2 separate regions of the Homo sapiens genome follow, and region 1 is linked to region 2. Evidence: chromatin contacts called from ENCODE Hi-C or POLR2A ChIA-PET data. All regions are on one chromosome and are shown on one strand. The core of a region is the stretch at or near the end of the contact, and the rest is flanking DNA. Distances in the headings are between cores, read along the strand shown.

Region 1 (2,806 bases), core at 7-2,506, 220 kb before region 2:
TGAGAGGCAATTGTTTAGATTTTAGGAGTTGGTGAGGAAGTATGAAGGAAAAAAATAATCCTTTTTCCAGGTGAAGGACAGTTTAATTAAGGCCTTAACCTAGACATGTCCCTCTTATAGAAATCCCAAATGTTTCTCTCCCTAACACGGATTGAAGGGTGTGTATTCTTTAAGATCATGTCATTTGCTTCTTCTCTCAAATGTCACTGGGGAGTATGACTCAGTAGAATTTGTTCTTCTAAAGTAGGTAGCAGCCAACGATTTCTGTAAAGGACTAAATAGTAAGTATTTTAGTCTTTGTAGGCTATACAGTTGCTGTTTACAATGGCTTAATTCAGTGTTGCAATGTGAAAGCAGCCATATCCGATGTGTTAAAAAAAAAATGGGGTGTGTGTGGCTGTGTTCCAATAAAACTTTATTTAAAAAAACAAGCAGTGGGCTAAATTTGGCCTCTGGGTCATAGGTAGCTGATCCCTGTCCTAGATGATAATCACCAGAAAAGATAACCAGTTCATTCAAGTGATTGCCCAGTGAAATAATGTTCTCCAATTATCTTAGGAAGTTCTAGATTGAACTGTATGTTAAACAAAGATGCCTGACCCATTCAAAACCATAGTCTTAAGGGATGAGGTGCTGTGCATGGGACAGGGAGACCTGCTGGTGACTGTAGCTTGTCTGTCTATTCCTCGTAGTATGTTCACGGATCTCCATGTTTTCTTCAGGCACATCAGTGAGACTAAATGGTGTAAAGTCCTCCCTTCTTGTCTCCCTGGCTCCTCTTTTGGGAAACCCAGCCTGGTATTATAGTCTGAGTATTATTCATAGTCCCTCATTTGTCAATTTCCTGGTTGCTGCCCTTGCTAATCTTAATCCATTGCTTATAGGAGGGACTGGGTTCCCTCTTAACCTTTTACAGCCTCAAAACCCACACAAGAAGGCAAGTCACACTTTCCATTTGTCATGCCTACCCGTTTTCCCCTCCCCCTGCCCTTCTGGCTCTCATAGCATTTTCTCAACCTGGGAATAAATGGAAAGATGCCTAGCGATTTTCTTTTTTTTTGATTAAAGACTTCAAGTCAGGTTATTTAATTCATTTGCAGACTCAGGCAACATCTACTGAGCTAATAGCCACTAGCAGAACAAAAGGCAAGGTGGGGCTGGCAGGTGTTGGAAGCAGTCACCAAGATAATCTGAGGTTTGGCATGTCCTGTTTTGATAGTAAAAAGCTTTTAAGTACATTAAAAGATTTCCAAATGTCCAGAGGATGTGGGAAAGCTAATAAGCATGATGGTAGAGTCCTTGGTAAGTGTGCTGTGTATGTGGTGACTAATCAGAAGTATGGCTGCTATTTAGTTTTTGAGGGAGCTCAGGAGGAAGGACCTGGCACTCAGAGCTTCAGTTGATTTCATGAGTGTAAGGATCGGAGCCAGCACTCAACCTGTGTCCTCAGATGGGCAAAGGGAGAAAATCTCTTTTCCATTTTCTGAGTCATGATACTTAATCGCGACCAGCTATCTTCTTTGGGGTTTTTATTTCTTTGTTCCTTTCCCATTTGCATTGTTTCCTAGAGTTTCCATGAGCAGGAACTCAGTTTTCCACGGAGCTGACTCATCCAACCCTCTGCTGTCAGGTTTAAAACAAATATAATTAGAAAACCTACAGCTGGGCAACATAAAGGTTGTAAACTAAACTCCCTAAAGTCAGGGGAAACAGAGTGAGTCACTTATGTGTCTGGATGTAAAAATGCTTACATTTAGCTACTCAACTGGTCATTGAAAATAGACTACCAGGCAATCAAGGGAGTGAGCATGGGAGGTGAGACACGTGGGACTAAGTTCTACCTGTAAGAATTATCCATTTGGGGTAGGTTTGGTTGGTTCTATTTCCACTATAAGAACTGTGGCTCATGACCTGATATATCTTTCTAAGTAGAGGTGGCAGGTTCCACTGTGAGAGCTGGGCACTTATTGTAACAAAATTGAGCAATCTGGGGAGAATTGTTCTAGTGCAGAGAAAATGGCTTCCTGCTCAGGATTGTTTTGAAATGCATGGCCTCTTGAATCACATACCATGCTTGTTCCCCTAGCAAAGCATAAGACTTGTTATGTTTTTAGAGTTTACTTGTTCTGAGCTGTGAGGATAGAGACTCTTCTTTTCCCTTTTCAATCTTTAATCTCCGAGTTCAGTTTTCTCTGCACATAACTAGAGTTTGGCAGTCTACATTATTTTTCAGATGGATCAACTCTTCATCAGGAGAGACATAAATAAAGCTCGTGGCTTGGCAAATGGCTTTAACTGTTTTAGTCTAAACCAATTCTCCAACGTCAAGGGCGAGGGCTACCTTCCTTGCACGTTTACTGTTCAACAAAATTGGCTTCTCATTCCATCATCTTTTTCCTGAGAAATAAAAGTGCATACTGCTGGCCGGGCATGGTGGCACACGCCTGCAATCCCAGCACTTTGGGAGGCCGAGGCTGGCAGATCACGAGGTCAGGAGATCAAGACCATCCTGGGTAACACAGTGAAACCCTGTCTCTACTAAAAATATAAAAAATTAGCCAGGCATGGTGGCATGCACCTGTAATCCCAGCTACTCGGGAGGCTGAGGCAGGAGAATCACTTGAACCCGGGAGGCAGAGTTTGCAGTGAGCCAAGATCGCACCACTGCACTCCAGCCTGGGCAACAGAGCGAGACTCCATCTCAAAAAGAAAAAAGTACATACACCTATGAATTGTCTTATTATCTTACTACTATATTAGCCTAAAATGACCTTGTGGGGCCCAGGGCTATTTGTAAATCAGAGTT
Region 2 (2,819 bases), core at 122-2,621:
GGCTAGAGAGACTCTTCACAGACTTAGAGGGCTCTAGAAATTAGAAAACCCTTGGAGAATACCTGACTCAACAACCAGATTTGACCAATGAGAAAACTGAGGCCCTAGTGGTAATCTCCCCAAAACTAAACCACAAACGCATGGCAGCTAGGGCTTGAATGACACAGAAGATTTTCTTCTCTTTCACACATTGCACATGAAATGTCTGAGTAATCAAAGTTACTGTCAGTCTCACTCTCTTTTTTTCTCTATGCTTCCTAGTTCCAAAGCTGGGCTTACTAATTTTCTCATATATAGGACCAGTCTCACTGTACATCCCTAATATTGATATTGACCTAAGAAGTATTTAAATAAATGCCAGTCCCAATCCCATCCACCCCAACATAACCTGTGAGGCTTCCTAAAGTTTTCTATTTTGAATGACCCAGAATTTCCCCCATGTTATACTTCTCTCTGCTGCAGTTCTTCTATACTTTGAATTGGGCTCCTATGCCTGATGCCTCACCAGGATTCCTTACATGTTGATGTCCTTCTACTACATCTTGCAACTCTGGCACAGATCACTTGACTAAAATGAGACTGGGAATTACAATTATTTTAGATTGAGTCATTTTCCCACCATGTTGCTCTCATCCTGTCCTCCTGCTTCTCTATCTAACACCTCCCTTCCTTTCCCTTTTCTCTCAAATCTGACCAGGTACAGAACTCCTTTTTTCTCGTCTTCTGGGCTACTACATAGCCATGCTTCACTATAACATACCAAATGTGTTCCTTACACGTCGATCTTGGCAGTAGGATATACAATCAGAATTCTCATTATTCTTGACCCAAGGAGAGAGAATTGTTGATAAAATTGGCAACAACAAGGACAAACATGATTTATTTATATATTGATTTAAGAAATATGGGAAGCCTAGCCATAAAAGGCAGTATTTTATGTACTTGGCAAAAATATGAAAAATATAATAATTGAGGGCAAAGGTGTTGCTCTAAGAATTATTCTTAGAGGTGAAATTCAGAATAGTTATTTATGGACCTGGAGACCAAATAATAAAGGGGAAAGGAATTAGGAATTTTAGAAAAATATTGTTTTAGGCAAGAAGAAAGACACACAGAGGAGGTTAGCTGGGGTAGCAGTGTGCGAGGGGAGCAACAGAGGATGCGTATGAGCAGAGAATGAGGAAGGGCTATGAGGAACTTTGAAAGGGTGGAAACTTGGACTTTTGAAGGTAGGAATAGATTGGTGGAGAGATGTGGCTACAACAGAAGTTTGGAATGAACATTGGCAAAGAATCTCCTCATGGCGTGTTGGGAAAGATGGATGAAAGAGTAAGTGAGGTGAAAGGAAGGGAAATTGAGTCATAGTCCCCCAGTCCAAATATGCACTGCTGAAGGGAATTGAGCCAACAGCAAAGCTTAAAAAGAACTCATGACTGGATATCCTCAATGAGAGTGAAACCTCTTTCTTCCAGTTCCTGCTTGAAAATATAAACAACATGCAAATTCAAACAAAAAAATTCTTCCTCTGTCACGTTGAGAAACCCTCTGTTTACTTTGTTGTTGTGACTCACTTTGAGAGTATTCTTACAAGAATGCAATTTGTAGGGATGGGCAGACCTGTAGGGGGAAAAACAAGAACCTCTCTGGAATGTTTACCCATTCTTGGGACCATAGATTTTTTTTTTTTCTACAAAGGTCTCTATTCCTTTTTAAAAGACTCAGTTTAGTTTTGGAGAGGAAAAATATCTCAGATATAACAGCATAACTGGGGTGAGGTACACAAGACTTCTAAGAATCATTTTTTAAAGAAGCAATAGAAGATGCCCAATGATGTAAAACAAAAATCACTTTTCTTAATTCAAGTTTTACCCAAGTGGATACCAAGAGACAGGAAAACTTACAGGAATGGAATGATGGATGGTCATACTTGGACGTGCTAGCCCAGGAATGAAGAAGACTTAGACATGTTATAGTTAATTGTAGCTAAATGGAAGAAAAGGAGACAGGGAAAGCAAGAGGTAAATACAGGTCAAATCAAATCAAAGAATCAAAGCCCTGTGCTTCAGATGAAGTATTTTAATGATACAAATTGTCTGTGTCAGGGGCTTAAATGTGTACATTTAGGGGTACTGTCTCAAAAAAAATGAGCTTTCTTCCACAAAACTAAAATCCACATGGACAATTTTGAATCGGATGGATGAGAAAGCAAAGTAAGTTCTCCGTAAATACACAGATGCTGTTAAAGGATTGGTGCCTTTTTTTCTTGTCTTTTTTCCTTTTTTGGAGGGTGGAGGTGGGGCTAGATAATCTTGGCTTTAGAACATTTAATCCTGACATACTTTATAAGGAGCTGCATTCAGCAAAGTCTTTTGACATTCTTAATTTGCCTATCTTTGATCTCTGGAGAGATGAATCTGAGGTTATGGTGGTTCTAAAGAAAAAAACATTAATTCAATGACACATGTGTGAGAGAGGAATGAGCTAGAAATTAGGAGAGAATATGTAGTTGGGGGGTTCAGTGGCGTTTCAGCATTTCTGGGGAGTACTGTACAGTGGGGGCTCTGTGTGAAGCCTTTGAGCCAAGTGGTTGGAGACAAGGTAGATGGTATTTTAAAGGGCATCAGAACAATACTAATTAATCTGTTTTATTTTCACCTTCTGCTTAGGATTTTTTTTTTTCTGAAAGCACTTACACTTAACAAAGAAAAACCTTATTTGAGGAGCAAATACACAATCTTTCCTAACTCTTTTTAGAAGCCAAATGCAATTCAAATACACCTAGTCCTTCCTAAAATGCTTTATGTATTTTAACAAGTAAA

What was found. Hi-C counts contacts between places; a loop is a spot of excess contacts on that map. ChIA-PET counts read pairs that join two places held with the same protein, here RNA polymerase II (POLR2A). Pooled maps may share reads with other maps.
Region 1: a loop to region 2 is called in a map of PC-3, with 14 times the contacts of the local background. The contact joins two enhancer-like sites. A Hi-C loop is called at or near these places in 1 of 168 maps with a recorded cell type or tissue (PC-3) and 1 of 50 pooled maps. POLR2A ChIA-PET finds 5 or more read pairs at or near these places in 1 of 52 experiments (K562).

What each region holds. Positions count from the first base shown.
Region 1 is chr17:69,538,560-69,541,365 of GRCh38, forward strand. All of the region lies in intron 11 of MAP2K6 (mitogen-activated protein kinase kinase 6), which reads left to right. Among named protein-coding and RNA genes, the nearest start is that of LINC01483, 54 kb to the right of the region's middle. Within about 2 kb of position 1,257, at least 7 of the 41 ENCODE cell types and tissues checked have a DNase peak (open chromatin) inside an H3K27ac peak, as active enhancers do; they include PC-3, where a contact is called at or near this core.
Region 2 is chr17:69,760,645-69,763,463 of GRCh38, forward strand. The region is part of intron 3 of LINC01483 (long intergenic non-protein coding RNA 1483); the gene reads left to right. Among named protein-coding and RNA genes, the nearest start is that of LINC01483, 170 kb to the left of the region's middle. RefSeq lists an enhancer at 933-2,132. Within about 2 kb of position 1,372, at least 6 of the 41 ENCODE cell types and tissues checked have a DNase peak (open chromatin) inside an H3K27ac peak, as active enhancers do; they include PC-3, where a contact is called at or near this core.